Regions from separate parts of the Homo sapiens genome. Here region 2 is linked to region 1. Evidence: read pairs that join two places in POLR2A ChIA-PET (ENCODE). Cell type or tissue: HepG2. All regions are shown on one strand. Each heading gives the region's core, and the rest is flanking DNA. Links, peaks and the distances in the headings are about the cores only. Region 1 has its middle 93 kb from the start of CEP164. Region 2 has its middle 22 kb from the start of LINC02702.

The links. Peaks named below come from ENCODE experiments on the same cell type or tissue, not always from the same donor. Only the 100,000 strongest peaks of a DNase experiment are listed, where the experiment ranks them.
Region 2: POLR2A ChIA-PET joins it to region 1 with 7 read pairs; 1 of 35 experiments calls an interaction of 5 or more read pairs at or near these places.

What each region holds. Positions count from the first base shown.
Region 1 is chr11:117,418,705-117,423,087 of GRCh38, forward strand. No RefSeq gene overlaps it. Among named protein-coding and RNA genes, the nearest start is that of CEP164, 93 kb to the left of the region's middle. RefSeq lists an enhancer at 1,557-2,057. In HepG2, for the core only: no CTCF peak of the experiment used is centred there; no DNase peak of the experiment used is centred there; H3K4me3 peaks cover 658 bases; H3K27me3 peaks cover 959 bases.
Region 2 is chr11:116,658,877-116,663,259 of GRCh38, forward strand. No RefSeq gene overlaps it. Among named protein-coding and RNA genes, the nearest start is that of LINC02702, 22 kb to the left of the region's middle. In HepG2, for the core only: no CTCF peak of the experiment used is centred there; a DNase peak (open chromatin) is centred at 2,405.

The DNA.
Region 1 (4,383 bases), core at 139-4,138:
GAGGGGGAGTCTTCTCTTACAGTTCTGCTGTGGACTCACACAGAAAAAAATGTCCCTTTACTTCTTCCACATGATAGAATGAAATAGGGTCACAGAACCCTCTCCCGTCCGCTGCTTGTCCCCCTTATGAACATACATGAGTGTATGCACATGCAGGGGTTAAAGTGTAGTGCATGCACATTTGGATTCTCACAGGGCCTCTTACTAATAAAGTAGCCTCTGTTTGCTTACTACCAGCCAGTGCAAAGGCCTTTACCTATCTACAGCTCTCAAAGATCCTCATAGCAATCTTATGAGGTAGACAATGATCTCCATTTTACAAGATGAAAAAAGAAAGCGAGAGAGCCTTGGAAGGTTAAGCTATTAGGTTGCAGAATGAGAGTGCAAACCAATGGCCTGTAGTGCAGTTGTTCACGTAGGCACTTGTGTGGACACTGCACACCCTCATGAGTATGCGCCCTCCCTCCCGGCACAGGGATTGGAGGGCGAGGTTGGGGGCTGAGAAGGAGGTCCGGGGCAGCCTCTTTCTTTGTGTGAAGAGGGAAGGTCTCCCCAGGGAAGGCCTTCTGCTCTACCTACCCTTTCTCCTCCTCCTACGTGCTCTCTTCGGCTTCAGAGGCCGGCAGAGTCTGACTAAAGGCAAGACAGCGGTGGTGCCTTCAAATAAATAGCTGTTGTCTCATCCTCAGCCCCATTTCCTCTTGGAGAAAGTTGGCAGGCCCTGGGGCCACAACAGCATCCACTCTGTTGTAGCTACAAAGAGAAGATGGTAAGGGTAGTGCCCGGGTGCTCCCCTCCTCAGAAACCTCCTCCTGGGAGCAGTCAGACAGATCTGTGGCTCTGCCATTGACCACCTCTGTGCTCTGGACAAGTGACTGTCCAGCGACTCAGCGTCGGTGTCTTCATCTGAGAATGAGCTCATTCCATGCACCCTGGAACATCTGCTGGGCTGCCTGTTCTCCTCACCCCATGCCCCCAGCGCCTGGGAAGTGCCAAGCACACAGGAGACCTCCCTAAGCAGTAGGTATTCCTGCACCCAAGGCCCGTGATGAATTCCCTCCCACTCCCTGGCATTGCAGACCCTACCCTTTTCTTAAGCTCTGCCCAGGGACACCCTGAAGCCCTACAACGGCCCTAACTCCTAAAAGGAATCCCTGCTTGGCTCAAGGGCGATCTGACCCAGGCGGTTCCTTGGAGTCTGGGCTGGGCTGCGGTGACACCCCTGGTGCCCCAAAATCCACCGTGCACTCCTCTAGTCTCTGAATCCCCATGGAGGGGTGTCAGAGCCTGGCAGGCGTGGGACCTGTGCCTCCTGGGGAAGGAGGCTGAGGTGGGCAGGACCCAGGGTGTCAGGCAGAGTCAGACACTGTAGAAATGCCTGGGGGAGGGTGGGGATGGGAGACTTGTAGTCTAAGCTTGCAGGACCTGCCAAGTCCCCTCTCCCTTGGTGTTGCCGACAGAGCCCCATGGTGGCTGGAGGCCTGGCTTTCGTGCGGGGCATTGGTCTGAGGCGGCTGGCCGCAGTGGTGGCTGGTGGTGGCTGCCCGGGTGCTGAGCCCGGATGTGTCCAGTCAGCGCGTACTGGAGATGCCACTTGTCACAAAGGCCCTGGCGGGGCTCAGCTGGGGACACGCAGGGCCATGCCTGGAATGGTGCCATCCACCTCCACTGGGCCCAGGAAGGGTGGAGCTCAAGAGAGAAAGAATGGCACCCACAGAGGCAGGACGTCTTAGGGCAGAGCTCACCATCTGGGTGATGCCTCCTGGGGGAGGTGAGGCATTGGCCCAGCATGGATGGGGTGGCATTTTACTGCGCCGTCCACCCTTTCTGGTGACTCCCAGGAGTTGGGGGCCCAGTGCTAGCTCCTGGTTGGGACTGATGACAGTGAATTTGAGGACATCAGAGGCCTTCAGAGCTTCCCTTTCTGCACAGGCTGTGAATCCTCTTGGTGAGCTTCAGTAGGTTCTCTAGGGCAGCAAGGGACCTTCATATCCCACCTGCTTCCCTGGACACAAATCTGGGCAGGAAAACAAACAAACAAACAAAAGCTGGGCATGGTGTTCCTCGCCTGTAGTCCCAGCAACTCGGGAGGCTGAGGTGGGAGGATCGCTTGAGGCCGGGAATTCCAGGTTGAGCGCACCATGATTGCGCCACTGTACTCCAGCCTGGGCAACAGCAAAACCCTGACCAAAAAAAAAAAAAAAAAGAAAGAAAGAAAAGAAGAAACAACAACAGCAACAACAAAACCTGGGCAGATGAGGCAAATCCTGGCTTCTCTGGAATCTGACCCTCTGGTCTGCTGGTTTGTATCTTGTCTAATCCCCATTTCATAGTTAAAAGCTTTTTAACCTCATTATTTCCTTTCAGTCTTATCAACCTGGCAGCATGGGAGTTATTCTCGCATTTCATAGAAGCGGAAATTGAGGCCCATGAGGGCGAAGGTGCTTTCCCGAGGTCACAGAGCTGGCAAGGGAGCAGCAGGATTGACTCCGCAGCCCCTGCGTTTCCATCGCAGTGCCCGCCACATAGTAGGAACTCTACACATGGCGCCTTCTGGGGGCCGCCTGGCTTTCTGGAAAGGATCCGAAGTGGTTTGGTGAGCACCGGCTTTGGAATTCAAACCCTGGCTGATGCCTCTTGCCGGCTGAGTGGCCTTGTACAAGTCACCTGACCTCTTTGACTTCTTTCTTAGCCAATAAAATGGAGATCACACATCTTCAGGGCAGAAATTACAAACACATTAATTTCCCATCCATAGATCCTTCCCACGAATCACCAAAGAGGAGGCCTGCCTTGCCTGCGGTTTCTCCCACCTCCTCTGCCTCCCCTATGCCCAACTGTTGCTGTTTCCTAATGGAAAATGGGGGGAAATGAATGTGAGAGAACATTCCCCAGAGGAGAGGAGGGCGGAGCTGAGCAGGGCTGGAGAAGAGCAGGCAGTGTGTGGGGGGATGTGGGAGGCACAGGCTCCGTAGGGTGTCAGCGGGTGTCACTTACATCTGCTCTTCGGACCCCTTCAGGATCACAAAAACAAAAGCAGATAACTTGAGTTATTTAAAACTTTCGTTTTGGTGGCTGAGTGGATTGAGGTTCTTTGACTGGCACTACGGCCCTGAGACACCACCACTTGGGTTTTGTGCTTATAGGAGTTACTCTTTTTTACAGGGTAGTGGTAAAACTAGGAGAGTATCCGTGCTAAGTGGTTATCAGGGTGCTTGACTCAAGTAGACTCTCAGCAAACGGCAGCAGGCATGATGGTATTCTGTTGTGTTGTTTTCTTGTAACTTGGGGACACTATGCGGAGAGAACCAATGTTTCAGGAGATCTCGGCCTTCACTGGTCTACTCCTTGCCCGTTTCTCCCACTGTTTACCCTTTGTTCATCTATGTCTAACATATGTTGTGCTCCTATTAAGTCAGGCACTGTCCCTTCTCTGGAAGAGACAGTGGAACCCTTCTCTGCCCTTGGGGAGCCTGTCTGCTGAGGACGATGTTCAAATACCATCTGTGGAGGGCTTCTGAGTTGGGAAGGGATGAGACTTGTTTTGTGGTGCCCCCCAGGAGTGGCAGTACCGAGCCTTGTGAGTAGAAGTTGGAGGGGCCACCCAAGCTTAGTGTGAGGGAGGTTTTGCTGTTAGAGCTGTCACAGGTGAGATGTGCTGGCTGGGGAAGTGATGAGTTCTCCATCAGGAGGTGTGCACGGGAAGGCCAGACCACTCTTGCTGATTGCAGATGGAATTCCCAATTTGGGTGGAAGCGTGGACCAGGTGGCGTTGAAGGTCTCTTTGAGTCCTGAGATTGTGCGATTCTTAGAGACACTAAAACCAAGTATGGATCACCTCCAGGGTAATCCAGCTGGCATCTATTCCTCCTTCGGCCTAGAGTATTGTTGTCATTGCCCAGAAGAGGACATGGATTCTGGGAGGAAGGACAGAGCCCTGACTCAGGGTTCATGCTCAGCCTGGTTCTCCCACCCTTCTCCTACAGACACACAGATGCCCTCCTCCTCTCTAAGCTCACCAGCGTCTCCCTTTGCCTTTCCCACCCTTTACCTGTATAGGAATCCAATATGTAGGGTAAGAGGAGGTGACATGGTATGGTGGGTGACATGGTATGGCAGGCGGTGCGGGGGAGGATGCCCTGGGCCTGATCTATCAAGGGAGAATTTCTATGGGGAGCCAAGTTCCCCTTCATCTCCTGCATAAATTAAGATGATGCTAATTGTTGTAAAATAAACTCCAAAGTATCGGTGCTTACTGCAAGTTTATTTCTTGCTCACATAAAGTCCAGCTGGCATTGAAGGGGATAGAGGGGCCTCTGCGCTACATCGATGTATAAGCCAGGGTGATAGAGGATCTGCCATCTTCAATAAGTGGCTTCCAAG
Region 2 (4,383 bases), core at 278-4,277, 760 kb before region 1:
AGGACCACAGTCGCCAGAAACAATGACTTCATTTGGGTCTTTCTCATTTAGTCTTTCTGAGGTGTTGGACGGCAGTGACACCTTCTCAAGGTCACTCTCCGGGCCGCATGACCTGGCGCTCCCCAGGCTTCCCTGCTGTTTCCAACTTTACCTCCTCCACCCCCTGTGAGGGCTCCTTTCCTTACTCCTAATGATGCTGTTTCCCAGGCGGCCACTTCCACCCTCTGCTTCTCTCTTCTCATCTCCACCCTCTGCCTCCCTGGGACTCTCATCTGCACCCTACCTCAGATGCCCCTTTCGCCACAGCTGCAGACCTCTCCCTTAGGTCTGGACATTGCCAACTGCCTGCTGGTCACAGCACCCGCATGTTTCCATTTATCTTGTCCAAAGCTGGGCTCACCGTCATCTTCCTGGAATCTCTCATCCTCCCTCTTAGTGAATAAGTCCACCCTCCACCTCGTCACCCAGGGACAGTCCCAGAAGGCCCCTAGCGTCCAGCTCTGTCTGGCCCAAAGCATGGTGGCGACAAGCCATGCCACATCCAGCTCCCTGGTTTGTCTGGGTGCTATTCCTTCAGTAGCTCGACCTCCACCCTGTCCCCCACCGTCTCTTACCTGGACCACCCAGGAGACATTTCTCCTGGTCTCCTTTCCTCCAGTTATACCCCTCTATAGTCTCCTCTCCCCAAAGAAGCCAACACGCTCTTCCTAAAAACACAGATTTCACCACATCACTCCTTCCAAACATGCGAGATGTGGGGTCCTCAAGAGAAAGGCCAACCTACCTAGTTTGTCAGGAAATGCATGTCACCACCTGGACAAGCCCTTCACTCTAACTCACCCCACCTGCTCCTCCCGTTCTAACTGCATCCTCTACCATAGCCTGCCCCAGCACCACCAAGCCCAAGACCTTCTTAGCCCTGAGCCCCATACCTGCATTCACACCTCTGGGTCAGTGCAGGTGAAATTCTCTTTTTACCTGGAAAAATCCTATCCATCTTCCCCAGGAACACTCCTTCTCCCCTTCCCCTGCCTCCTGAGGAAGGAAGGGCAAAGTGCCCCTGCCTCTTGGCCCCCAATACTTTTTCTTCCTCGAAGCCACTCTCCCTTGTCCCACTCATTTATTTCTGGTCTAACTCTCCTACTGGATGGTGAGCTTTGGGGGGGCCTAGCGTGGGGGCTGGCACTTGTAAAGGCACATGAGTTCTATAGAAGAACACTAGGTCCTCCTCCCCGCCCCTCCTCAGGCCAGGGTACTGCGGAGAGGCACACATACTGGGAGGTGCTGGGAGGCCCACGTTTCCACCCTGACACTCTCCCCAGAAAGGCTGCAGGGACATGGCCAACACCCCTCTCTGCTTCTCTGCCAAAGCTGATTTGCCTATAGCCTTGAAGGCACAAAGCCGGCAAGAACCCTCTCTGAGGTAGCAGGCCCTGCATGCTGCTGAGGGGGCCGAGGGGGCAGGAGAGGCAGATGGCCTATACAGCATCCTCCTCCTCCTGGGAGATGATGAGAAGGGGCCGGTGGCAAACAAGAAATCCTTCCCCTTCGCCTACTGATCCACGCCTTCCCTCAGAACTGCTTATCAGCATCTGTAATGATCACTGTGCCACCAGGTTCTGGGAATGTCTCCCCAGGGTGCAGTGGCAGCCTAGACTCAAAGTCAGTCCCACCACCACCTACAGTGGGATTCTCAGACTGCCTTCCCACTGCAAGGGAGTCCAGAGCCTGCACCCAGCCAGGGGGATGGGGGTGTCCCCTTCCTAACCTGAGGGCAGGGAAGCTTAGGGATCCACCAAGGTGAACTCACCAGAGCCATGCAGGTGCATAGTATTGTCCCTACACACACACACACACGTATCCAGTACAGATACAACCCCATAGGTATAGACAGCATGTACTGAGGCAGATACATATATGGGAATAAATGCCATCTGGCCACTTGCCTGGGGCCAAAGCCATTGCTTCCAGTTCACTTTCCTCCTCATGCTCCATTCAATCAAGAAGTACTACAGATTGGGCCCTTGCTGCATTCCTGGCATAGATCTAGATCCACACAGTACAGGCCCAAGGCAGGACAGCAAGACCCAAAGCAGGAAGAAAATTGTGGGGAGAGGAAGCAGGAGAACAGTCTGGGTACCCTGGCGACATTTGCCTGAGAAGGGAGGAGGCTGGTAAGGGGAGAGAAGGTGATAGGGGATTCTGGGAGCTATAGCAGAGCCAGGAGGCCCCCTCCCCCCGACTGCCCTGCTGCTCAAAGGCCCAGGGTATGCAGGGCAGCCTGTGCCCAGCCTTTGAGCCAGGTGAGTCAGCCTGACTTCTGAATATTCACCACTGCAGCAGTTCCACCATTCCCCACAGCCCACTCTGCACACAGCAGCCAGAATGGTCTTTCAAAATCTGATCTTATCACTCCCTGCTCAATAGTGTCCTATCACGCTCCGGACAAAGTCTGAAGTCCTTACTGTGAGCTAGAAGTTCCTAAGTGATCTGGCTTCTGCCCACATCTTAGCACTCCTGACACTGTAACATACATACATGTGCATTTATGTTGGTCTCCCCACAGAATGCCAGCTCCCTGGGCAAAAATATTGCAGTCCTCACTGCTATGTAGAGTCCTCACAGTATGTAGAGCAGCACCTGCCACATAGTAGATGCAGGATACGCCTTTACCGACTGAACACCTATTGCAAGTCAAGTCCTGGCAAGCACTGGGAATGGAGCATATGTGCTCACGATCCATGCTTGTCTCACTTAGCTTGGGGGTTCTTACCCTGAGATAATGAGGGGGTTTATGCAGGGGTTTCAGAGAGTCCTTGAACCCCCAGAAATTAGATGCAAAATGAGTTTATAAACACTTTTCTGGGGAGAGAATCCATGCCTGTTATCAAATACCCATAGGGGTAAGAGTCCAAGGAACTAGAGGGAAAAAGAGGGGACTGTCAATGACACTGTATGGGGTTTGTCCCCAGGGGGAGGGCCAAGCGGTAGCTCACACAGGCACAAACCTGACCAGATGCCAGGGAGGCAGGTGTGTGAGGAACCCCAGCAAGTGTGCACACAGGAATGTGCCTTTGCCATCCTGGAAGGCTTCCCCAGGGAGGTGATCAGAGCAGGCCTGAGAATGAGCAGACAACAGGCTTTCTGTGCAGACACTCTTCCTTCCTGGCCCCAAGGAAAAGGAAGTGGAGAGGATGAGGGGGTCTGGGGCAGGGCAGGGGGATGTCAGTGGAGGCTGATAGAAAATGGGAGGGGGACAGGTGGCCTATTTTGTAGCCCGGACTAGGCAAACATTGTCAAGGCCAGCAGCAGGGACACATGGTGAGGGGCAGAGACTTTGGGGTCCTGCAGACTTGGAGGTATTTAAAGCCATGGGACTGGAAGAAATTGTCTAGGAAGAGAGAGAAGAGAAGAAGTACAAGGACCGAGCCCTCAGAATTTGAAGAGATGAGCAAGAATCAGCAGAGGAGTTAAGAAGGGGGGTCTGAAGTCCAGGAGAGCTTCCCGGGGCCTGAAATCACTCTTGGCAGCTCAGACAATAATCACAAAATTATGGAAGCTGAAAAGCTAAGGGACAAGACAAGTGATAAATGACTTTGTGGACCTAAGAATGCTGAATCCACAGCTAGCAACAGGAAAAGCTGAGAATTAGTCCAATTTACACTGTAAAAGTCCACAAAAGCCTCAGGAACTGACAGTTCCAGACACCTCTGGAACGAGGGCTGGGGAGGAGGTGGTGAAGGCTGGGGAGGAGGTGGCGAAAACAGAAAGGACTAGAGGAAAGCCTTTTTGAGAAGCAGCTAGCAATGAGGCCATTCACTTAAACCTCTCTGAGACTGTTTCTTCAACTATAAATCTATAAAATGGGGATGACTGCCCATTTCACAGGGTTATTTTGAAACAGAAATAAGTCAAATGGAAAAAGTTCTTCACAATCACTGCCATAGCTTCCTCTCCTACCATTTTCTCTAGAACTCATTCTGATCAGGCTTTCATTCCCATGGCTCCAGGAGACATCATTCATTGAGGTGACCAATGACCTCTGTGCTGCCAGGCCCAAGGGTTACTTTTCCATCCCCATCTTACTCATCAGGCTGTTGGGCACAGGTGATCACTCCCTCTTTCCCGAAACCTCTGTGTCACTTGCTTCAGGGACACTACTCTGTCCTGTCTGTCCCTCTCCTTCACTGCCCTCTCCTTCTCGGTCTCCTCCCCCATTCCATGCTGCTGGGCAACTGCCCCCCACCCAACCCACTGCAGAACACTGGAAGTTTATTCTCTAGAAAGGGTCTCTACAGACCAAACAGCACAAATGAGGGGGTGAGTACCAGACCATAAACAACGGAAACCAGTTAGCATGTAACACTAAATATGGGAGCCAGA